2 separate regions of the Homo sapiens genome follow, and region 2 is linked to region 1. The links are chromatin contacts, found by Hi-C or POLR2A ChIA-PET in ENCODE. All regions are on one chromosome and are shown on one strand. The core of a region is the stretch at or near the end of the contact, and the rest is flanking DNA. Distances in the headings are between cores, read along the strand shown. Region 1 overlaps CENPP (centromere protein P). Region 2 overlaps CENPP (centromere protein P).

Evidence for each region. A loop is a pair of places that touch in the nucleus more often than their neighbours do. ChIA-PET counts read pairs that join two places held with the same protein, here RNA polymerase II (POLR2A). Pooled maps may share reads with other maps.
Region 2: a map of MCF 10A shows a loop between it and region 1 (13-fold over the local background). The contact joins two enhancer-like sites. A Hi-C loop is called at or near these places in 1 of 168 maps with a recorded cell type or tissue (MCF 10A) and 1 of 50 pooled maps. POLR2A ChIA-PET finds 5 or more read pairs at or near these places in 5 of 52 experiments (BJ, CD4-positive, alpha-beta T cell, HEK293 and 2 more).

Annotation. Positions count from the first base shown.
Region 1 is chr9:92,438,278-92,441,985 of GRCh38, forward strand. The region is part of intron 5 of CENPP (centromere protein P); the gene reads left to right. Among named protein-coding and RNA genes, the nearest start is that of OMD, 16 kb to the left of the region's middle. Within about 2 kb of position 2,459, at least 2 of the 41 ENCODE cell types and tissues checked have a DNase peak (open chromatin) inside an H3K27ac peak, as active enhancers do.
Region 2 is chr9:92,504,217-92,509,816 of GRCh38, forward strand. The region is part of intron 5 of CENPP (centromere protein P); the gene reads left to right. ECM2 (extracellular matrix protein 2) reads right to left here. Exons shown (of 10, transcript NM_001393.4): 7 at 1,317-1,474. Among named protein-coding and RNA genes, the nearest start is that of MIR4670, 21 kb to the right of the region's middle. Within about 2 kb of position 2,220, at least 10 of the 41 ENCODE cell types and tissues checked have a DNase peak (open chromatin) inside an H3K27ac peak, as active enhancers do.

The DNA of each region.
Region 1 (3,708 bases), core at 1,209-3,708:
GGTTAGGATCTAAGTTCACTTTTTTGCATGTGAATATCCAATTGTCTCAGCACCATTTGTTGAAAGGACAGTTATTTCTCCATTGTCAAAAATTAGTTAACCATAAATGTGCAGGTTTGTTTCTGATCCTCAGTTCTGTTCTATTGCTCTATGTGTCTGCCTTATACCAGTGTCATGCCCTCCTTATTAGGGTAGTTTTACAGTAAGTTCTGCCATTGGAGAGTATACATCCTCTAACTTTGTTGTTCTTTTTCCAAATTGTTTTCACTGTTGTAAGTCCTTTGCATTTTCATATAATTTTTGAGATTGGTGTGTCTACATCTACCATTATTAAGATTTCATAATGATTGAGTGCTTAGTATTTAAACATTGCATTTAAACTGCTTCATTTTTGACTGGGTGTGGTGGTTCTTGCCTGGAATCCCAGCACTTTGGGAGGCCAAGGCAGGTGGATCACTTGAGGTCAGGAGTTCGAGGCCAGCCTGGCCAACATGGTGAAACCCCGTCACTACTAAAAATACAAAAATTAACCAGGCATGGTGGCATGTGCCTGTAATCCCAGCTGCTTGGGAGGCTGAGGCAGGAGAATCTCCTGAACCTGGGAGGCAGAGGTTGCAAAGCTGAGGTTGCATTACTGCACTCCAGCCTGTGTGACAGAGCGAGACTCCATCTCAGTCAATCAATCGGTCAATCAATAAACTGCTTCATTTGTTATTGCTACGTGGTATGGCCTTAGTAAATGCTTGGTGCTGTTCTTTTGTTCTTATTAAGATTTTCCAGTATGGGGAAGTGACTTAGATTTTTTTGCATATGAAGCACAATTCTGTTTGTCCGTTTTCAAGTATTTCATCTTTTTGTTTTCCCAAGTATTTTTATTAGATCGTGTGTTATTATTTTTGCTTCTAGTTAGAAGTTATTGGCTAAATTTTAAAAATATAATAATAGTGGCTTAAGACTATTTTAAAGTAGACCTGGCTTTCTTGTCTTTATTTTCAGACTTCCATAGCTTATTAGAATAAGACTGCCCTCCCATGGTGAAAATTAGGTAATTTTTTTCAGTAAATTTAATGGGCTTATTTTTGGAAAAAATAATTTAAAATATATATATTTTTAAAATATGTGGGAAATAAGTGATAAGCTATTCTGTGTTTCCAAATAAACAGAGATTGTAGAATCCTCCCCAGCCCCCACTAGCTATAGAGTCACAGTGGCTGACCAGCATGGGAGGCCCTGGCCACAGCTTTTCATGAGTTGGTGGTCTTAAGTCACCTGTCTCTCTGGAGAATCAGTTTTATAATCTTAAAATGAAGAGGTTTCAATGAGGCTGCTCCACATCTAAACTTGTGTGGCTCCTTTGTCTTTCTATGCCACCTTCTCTTTGTCTTCCTATTATTTTATGGGATATCGCTTTATATCTAGTCCTCTTTCTCAATCCCATGTTAAAATTCTTGGAATGCTCTTGAGTCTTATTGGTCTGATCCCCTCTATATTTTCTGTAGAATTATGTAATATTACTACAAGTACCATTTGGGTGAAAGGAACTCTTTGATCTTCAAAGTAGTGAAATGATTCTAAGTATGGATAAGAGTGGTGAATATAGAGACCTAGGAACCAGAATTTCTGTTACTTATGTTTATTCAAGTTAATATTTACAGTGGCCTCCCCTTATCCACAGTTTTGCTTTCCCCCATTTGAGTTACCCATGGTCAACCATGGTCCAAAAATATTAAATGGAAAATTCCAGAAAGAAATAATTCATGTTTCAAATTACATGCTATTTTGAGTAGCCTGACGAAGTCCTGTGCTGTCCAGCTCTGTCTAGTCCAGGACATGAATCATCCCTGTGTGCAACATATCCACACTATATACACTCACCTCCCATTAGTCACTTAGGGTTATCAGATCACCTGTCATGGTATCCCAGCACTTACGTTGTAGTAAACCTTATGTCAAAGAGAATCTATAACGGGGTGCCTAGTCTTTTGGCTTCCCTGGGCCACATTGGAAGAAAAAGAATTGTCATGGGCCACACATAAAACACACTAACACTAGTGATAGCTGATGAGTTAAAATAAATAAATAAATAAATAAATAAATAAATAAATAAATCACAAGAAAACTCATCATGTTTTAAGAAAGCTTACGAATTTGTGTTGGGCCACATTCAAAGCCATCCTGGGCTACAGTGGGCCATGGCTGTGGGTTGGACAAGCTTGATCTATAAAGTGCTTCCCTTAAGTGAAAACTTTTCCCTTAGTAAAAGTTCTCAACTTAATAAGGAAAGAAAAAGAATGGTATGGTAAGAGTGCTAACATCTGTAGTAAGACCAAATCTCCTATCTGTAAAATTGTGAAGAAGGAAAAAGAAACTAGTTTAGTTTCCTGTTGCACCTCAAACTGCGAAAGTTATGACCACAATTAATGCATTATAAGTATTTAGTTAAGAGGGAAAAGGCATTAAATCTGTGAGTGGAAGACGTGAACAGAAATGTGTTTTGACTGACAACAATCAGGTTTTGTACTTGCTGTGGTTTCAGGCATCTACAGGGGATGTCTTGAAACATATCCCCCAAGGTAAAACCGAGACTATTGTTCAGTAAGTCCTCACTTAACATCGTCAATGGGTTCTTTGAAACTGCGACTTTAAGTGAAATGACATATAATGAAACCAATTTTACCATAGGCTAATTGTTATCAAACAAGTGTTAAGTTCCTGTGGCATATTTCTGGTTATAGAATCATCACCGAACTTCGTAATGAAGACCCAAAACACTTCTAATATTAAACATTGAAATAAATGTGAGCTATCTGTATGTTTAAGAAAACGTTAATAAAAAACAAGTGCATGAATTTTTGTATTTTATTAGTCATACTTTTGGATGTTACTTACATGGTATGTAACTACAGTGTTAAAATTAATCAAGCTACATATTTATCATCTATGTACTTTTCTATACATATATCAAACATCAATAGAAAGTTTATAAGAAGTCGACAGTATGGATTCAACTACTAATTTATAGGAAATGCAGACAGAGGAATATGTTAAAGTACACCACAAGTACGCAGTCAGCAAAATCTAGACTGTGGGAAATGCCTGTGAGACAAACAACTTGGTTTCTCCATCAAATAAAATGTAAGGAAGAAAAAAAGGGATGAAGGGGAAATGTATAGGTTAAAAAAGACTTAAAAGGTATATTGGCCAGGTGCAGTGGCTCACACCTGTAATCCCCACACTTTGGGAGGCTGAGGCAGGCAGATCACTTGAGCCCAGGAGTTCAAGACCAGCCTGAGCAACATAACAAGACTCCACCTCTACAAAAAACACAAAAGTCAGCCTGGCATGATAGCGCGTACCTGTAGTCCCAGCTACTCAGGAGGCTGAGGCACGAGAGTCACTTCAACCGTGGAGGTGGAGGTTGCAGTGAGCCGAGATCGCGCCACTGCACTCCAGCCTAGGTGCCAGAGTGAGACTCTTAGGAAACAAAGCAAAACAAAACAAAGACTTAAAAGATATATCAACTTATGACATCTGTGTGGGCCTTATGTGGATACTGACTCAACAGACAAACGAGTTTAAAAATTGTGGAACAGTTGGCAAGTTGAACATTTGCTGGGTTTGATGATAGTAAGGAAATATTGTCAATTATTTTTTGGTATGGTAATTGTATTGTAGTTAATGTTTTAAAAAGTAGAGAGAGGTATTCTT
Region 2 (5,600 bases), core at 970-3,469, 66 kb after region 1:
TCTGTATTTCTTAAGAACCCAGGAGATTCTGATGGAAAGCCAGCCTACTGATAAATGTCAGTGTTACATAACTCTGTCACTTAATCTGGAAATAGGAAGAAGAGGAAGGGTGGTAGCCATGACAGCCACATAAGATCACAATAGATGACCCTCTTTTCTGGCTTGCTGGGGCTGCAGCCGGAGAATGCTCCATCCTGACTTCTGGCTGGATGATCATGTGGTCTAGGAGAAACGGAGCTTAGTAAGGAAACCTGGGTTCCCACGGGGTCTGCCAGTATGTATAGACTCTCTGGACCTCAGTGTTCTTTTTGGCAGGCAGGGTGGGGTGTGGTTTGTAGAGACAGGGTCTCTCTGTGTTGCCCAGGCTGGAGTGTAGTGGTACGATCCTAGCTTACTGCAGCCTCAAACTCCTGGGCTCAAGTGATCCTCCACCTCAGCCTCCTGAGCAGCTACGACTACAGGTGTGCACCACCATGACTGGCTATTTTTTTTTAATATATCTTTTAGAGACAAGGTCTCACTATGTTGCCCAGGCTACTCTCAAACTCCTGGCCTCAAGCCATCTTCCTGCCTCAGCCTCCCAGAGTGCTGGGATTACTGGCGTGAGCCACTGCACGGTCCACCTCAGTGTTTTTAACGCAGGAAATGAGGGGTGTTGACATTCATCAGCCAAAGACCCCCAGGAGCACATCCTGCAGCAAGGAGACCACACATCTGGGGACCTGTGGGGCATCTCTAGAGGATAATGAAGCAAGGCTGGGGTTTGGGGCCTGGAGTTAGTCACAGGACAGTTTTGGTAGGAACTGGGTGAAAACTTGTAAGCTACAGAGTTGCTGAAACAGTCAGAGGCCTTCTTTGTACAACACTTGTATCCATGCAAGTTACTGTTAGGTCAGAGTGTCTGTGGTTTTGCCTGGAATTTGTGAGTGGACACTCTGTTACGGTTAATACCTGTTTGAGCTTCTGTGATAAGCGTCACATTTCTAGATTGGGGCAGTTTACACTGTCTTGAGAGTCAGAGTACCTCATGGAAGTTGTGGTTTCATTTAAATTCTCAATTCATTTCTCCCATTTCCCCCAAGAGCTATCAGAAGTACCATTTTTCACTGTATCAGGTGTCTCTACTAGTAATTATAATTTCGATTCAGAATTTTGTATTGCTTGAAGAAAAAACAATGCTTAAATTACAGGAAATTCTGTATACAGCATGAAACTAGAGTTTAATTTACATCACAATAGTCTTAAAATATATTTTGTTGTAGTGTACCATATTTCAAATATAATACATTTAAAACACTAAAAAAATATATTGTTACCTCAATAGAACCAGGAAGACCCTGCGGTATAATTCTAAATTTATTTTTTCCCAGACGCAAGTAGGCTAGGCTCTTCAAAGGTTTGAAAGCTAAAGGATTGACATTGGCTTCACTGAGATTGTTTCCTTCCAATTCTAAGGTGACCAACTGATTTAAGTCTATAAAAAATAAAAGTATTAGAATATTAGGATAATTGAAAAACCATGCAAATTTTTGTAGCCTTTTGAAATGTCATGTGAAATGGCCGGTTTATTTGGAGGGCAAATACAGTTTTTTTTAAACCTTTGTATCCTCCTATAAAACCTTTTCTTAAGTACTTTGTACATCCCAGATGCTCAATTCAACCAGAACTAAATGCATGGTCCAGTAGTGAGGCAGACCTGAAAAAAATCATTGAAATGCTAGGTGCTAACAATATGTGTAAGGAACAGAAGCAAGAGAGAAGAGAGGGAGGGAGATAGGAAAGAGAGGCAGAGGAGTTTCCATAGAAATTGTGGTGGCTGAACAGGGATTTGGAATTCAGGTAGGAAAGGAATAGAAAGTTGTGGACAGTCATTGGAAACATTGCAAAGACATAGATGTATGAAGTGGCAGCATAATAGGCAATGGGGTGGGTAGAAGTTTAATGCAATGAATGATTTCTTTTTCTAGGACACAGAAAAGAACACTTTCCCTGGCTCACCCTCAGTCTCTGAACAAGGGAGTCAGAAGTAAACCAGAACAGTGAATTCCCATCATAGTTACTCACTTGTTGGCACAGAGTGCAGCCAAATGGAAGCTTTGAAAGAATGATGATCAAAAATTCTCCATGCATTCAGATTGAACTAGCAAGAAAGGCCTTTATACAAACAAATTTTTTCTACTTTGTTTCTACTAGTCTCAGGAGTGGTATGATCCAGGTCAAATGGAAGTTCTGTGCTGCAAAATGGACAGCTCAGCAATGATAATACCCAAAGGCATCTGAGTCAGAGGCTCAGGGTGTGGCCAAAATTCCCAGATTAGGGGATGTTTTCTATTCAACCCCCTTCATGGGCATTGCACCGAATGCCATGTGGGACTCCGTTCTGCTCTTAGGCAACAGCAAAGACGGTTGCATCAGGAATAGAAATAATAAATGCTGGAAGATTAAAAGAAGAAAAAGCAGTGTAGATGTGAGTGGTATGAAAGTGCCAGGCTCCTACAGACAGAAAGATTTAGATAGAAGTAGGAGGAACTTCCAAGCTGAAATAGCCAGCTGAGCACATGTAGGTGAAAGACCATGTGGGTTTGCTCAGGGAGAGAGGAGACTAGCCCTGGAGTGGCTGTGCACAGTGGAGTGAAGGTTGGTGCTCAGAGAGAAGTACACTGGGAGGGCCTTTTTTTACATTTTTTAAATTTTATTTTATTTTATTTAGAGACAGAGTCTTGCTCTGTCACCCAGGCTGGAGTGCAATAGCGTGGTCTTGGCTCACTGCAACCTCCGCCTCCCGGGTTCAAGCAATTCTCCTGCCTCAGCCTCCCGAGTATCTGGCATTGCAGGCCCCCACCACCACACTCAGCTAATTCTGGGAGGGCCTTTGCACCCTGGACAACAACGTCTGGCTCTCATTCTCTAGGCAGCAAGATGGGGATGGCAGGACAAGGGCCACATTTTACAAAGGTTAACCTGGTGGTGGTGCTCAGGATTAATGGAAGTGCTGAGCAACAGGAAGTAGCCAGGCCAGCCAGTAAATTGGGATAAGTGGTTATATTTCCTCATATTCTCTTTCATTTCCAAAACTAAAGGTACTGAGAATCTGACATCTTTCTCTAGTACATAGGTGAAGTTTTGAAATGCAGTGGAAGTTTTTCATTGAAAAATAGATAACAGAAATGAACTAGTGGCCATTACATGACTGAGAGAAAAAGAGAGAAACAGTGCAAATTCAGGACACTGTGTTTTCTTTTGCAATTATTCTCTGGTATATATAGGAAATAGGAGGTAACAGGAAATAGGATGGAGCTAGAGAACGTTTCTTGTAGGTGAGACTTGAGGTGGATGTTGAAAGGATTCATGGACAGGAAACAGGAAGTCTTCCATGGTGGGTGGTACCATGACAGGCTGTGGACATGGCAGGTGCCTCGATGTTCCTGGCAGGCAGCATCACATGGTCATCCACTAGAGCAGCCTCCAGGGCTCCTGATTTAGTTGTTTCAGTCATTAGTGACAACAAAAATGCTTTTAAAGCGTGCCTGGTTTTCCTCAGCTGTCCCTCCCTCCACCTTTCACACCTCTCTCTCAATTGTAAGTCCTTCCCTTTCTCCATAACACGTGTGCACATCTCAGGTGGACTCTGCTCCTCCTGCAGGTAAATTCCCTGCCCTTCAGCAAGGTGTGTGCAGCCCCTTGTGCTGCTCTTTGCTTGCCTTTCACCTTCACCGTGCCTGCTTGCAGCTCCCACAGTATCCCAAATTGTCTCATTTATTTGCATCTTTGTGCTGTTTTCTCTCCCTGGAGTGCCCTCCTTCCCCCTCTCTGGAGCTATAATCTGAAAGGTCATGAGTGAGGAGCCACCCCAAGAGAGATGACGGGAGAGCAGTGGGCCACCTGCTTCCACACAGAAGCAGGGTGCCCTCACAGCACTCCTGGCAGCCAGCCTGACCATCCACAGCATCAGGACTCCCAGCCAGGGGGAGCCCAGCACCCGAGGGGCCAGTACTGCAGTAGCTCTTAGAACTCAGCCCACCCAGGGAGTGCAGCCGGGGGTATCTGAGCCGGAGGACAGAAGCACTGCCGGCATGGGGCCGAGGCTCCTCGGGTGCTCGGACTGTGGAGAAAGGTGGGCTAAGAAAGGCAGGCAGACAGCCCGTTCACCCTGGCTTCCTGTCAACACTCTGGGAATCTAGAAGCATTTGTGAGTGAGGGAGGAGAAGAGTACTCTGGAAGGCAGTTCCAGGGGTGTGTGAAAGCACGTTCACAATCAGGAGTGCATGTTTTATAACATCTCATTTTGATAACCCAACTAAAAGTGTGACTGACTTATAGTTCATATACAGCCTGTTAGTACAGTTGTTCTAAATTGCTGACACCCTTTGGTCTTCAGCAGTTAGAAACTGAATTTTCTAATGTCTTTCCCATTTGGCAGTCTGCATCAAAATTTGTGTTTATTAATGTTTTTCTGTGTGTCCTGAAATCCATCTGGAAATTGAGTATTTCCATAACTAATCCTCAGATTTGGCAATTCTCATTATTATTGTTCTTTTCTCAATACCAGAAGTGTTTTGTTCCTGTGAAGTTTTTTGGGAGCTACAGGAAATAATTGAATTGTTTTATTCCTTTAAAGGCTTTGTTTAATAAATAACATAATAAATAAAAACATAATATGTTTCAAAGCAAGGAAACAGACAGTGTTGAGCACTGTACCTCAAGAGCTATGCTAGACTATTAGGAAGATAAAAAGAAAAGGTAGGCAGTCCTTGTCTCAAAAAAGTACACAGTACAATCAAAGGCATTAGCTAGAATTCATGAAAAGTAAAATGTGATAAAGCCTCTTCTATACAGAGTCACAATATGACAACTTCAGCTGTCTAGCACAGTCCCGAAACAAGCAGAAGAGGGGCCATTTCCAGCAATGTCGAGTGCACAGAACATGGGGCACGCTCACTAAAGGCTGTCAGAAAGCTAGGCCATGGTGGGAGCCTTGCATCCACATGCCGTGGGGTGTGGAGTTAGCAGGACTTCAGTGACATATGAGTACAGAAGTTCCAGCCCAAGCCCTCTCAGGCAGAAAATTGCCAAAGTCAAAGTTAATACCATGAAGAGCATGTGCTTTCTTTGTAGGACAGCATCTCAGCCGCATATGCAGTGCCCATTTATTCATATTCCATGCATAATTCCCATGTGCTTAGTTTTGTTTTTAGGTTCCAACACATGATAAATGAAAATAGCAAGGTGTATGGAGGCAGCAAGAGTTGTGGGTGGGGTCTGTTGACCATCAGAGTGATAAAGGAGATCCAATCAACAAACATGGCACTGGTTAGTCGCTACAAAGAACCGACAAAATTGTCGATCCATAACACAAAACACATGGCAGTGCAGGGAATATTTAGCGTAATTCTTCAGATATTTTGGATTTGTAGTAAATTTATTGCCTTGTGAATAATAAGAACCTGGAATCATTGAGAAACAATGTTATTCATGGGTAAGGTACAAAGACAATAGGCAGTTTAAAATTCATTTTACGTTTTACCAGTCAATAGTTAAAAGAAGTTTTATCAACTCAAATGGTTAAGTGACCTAAAAATATTTACTATTTATTCATTTGG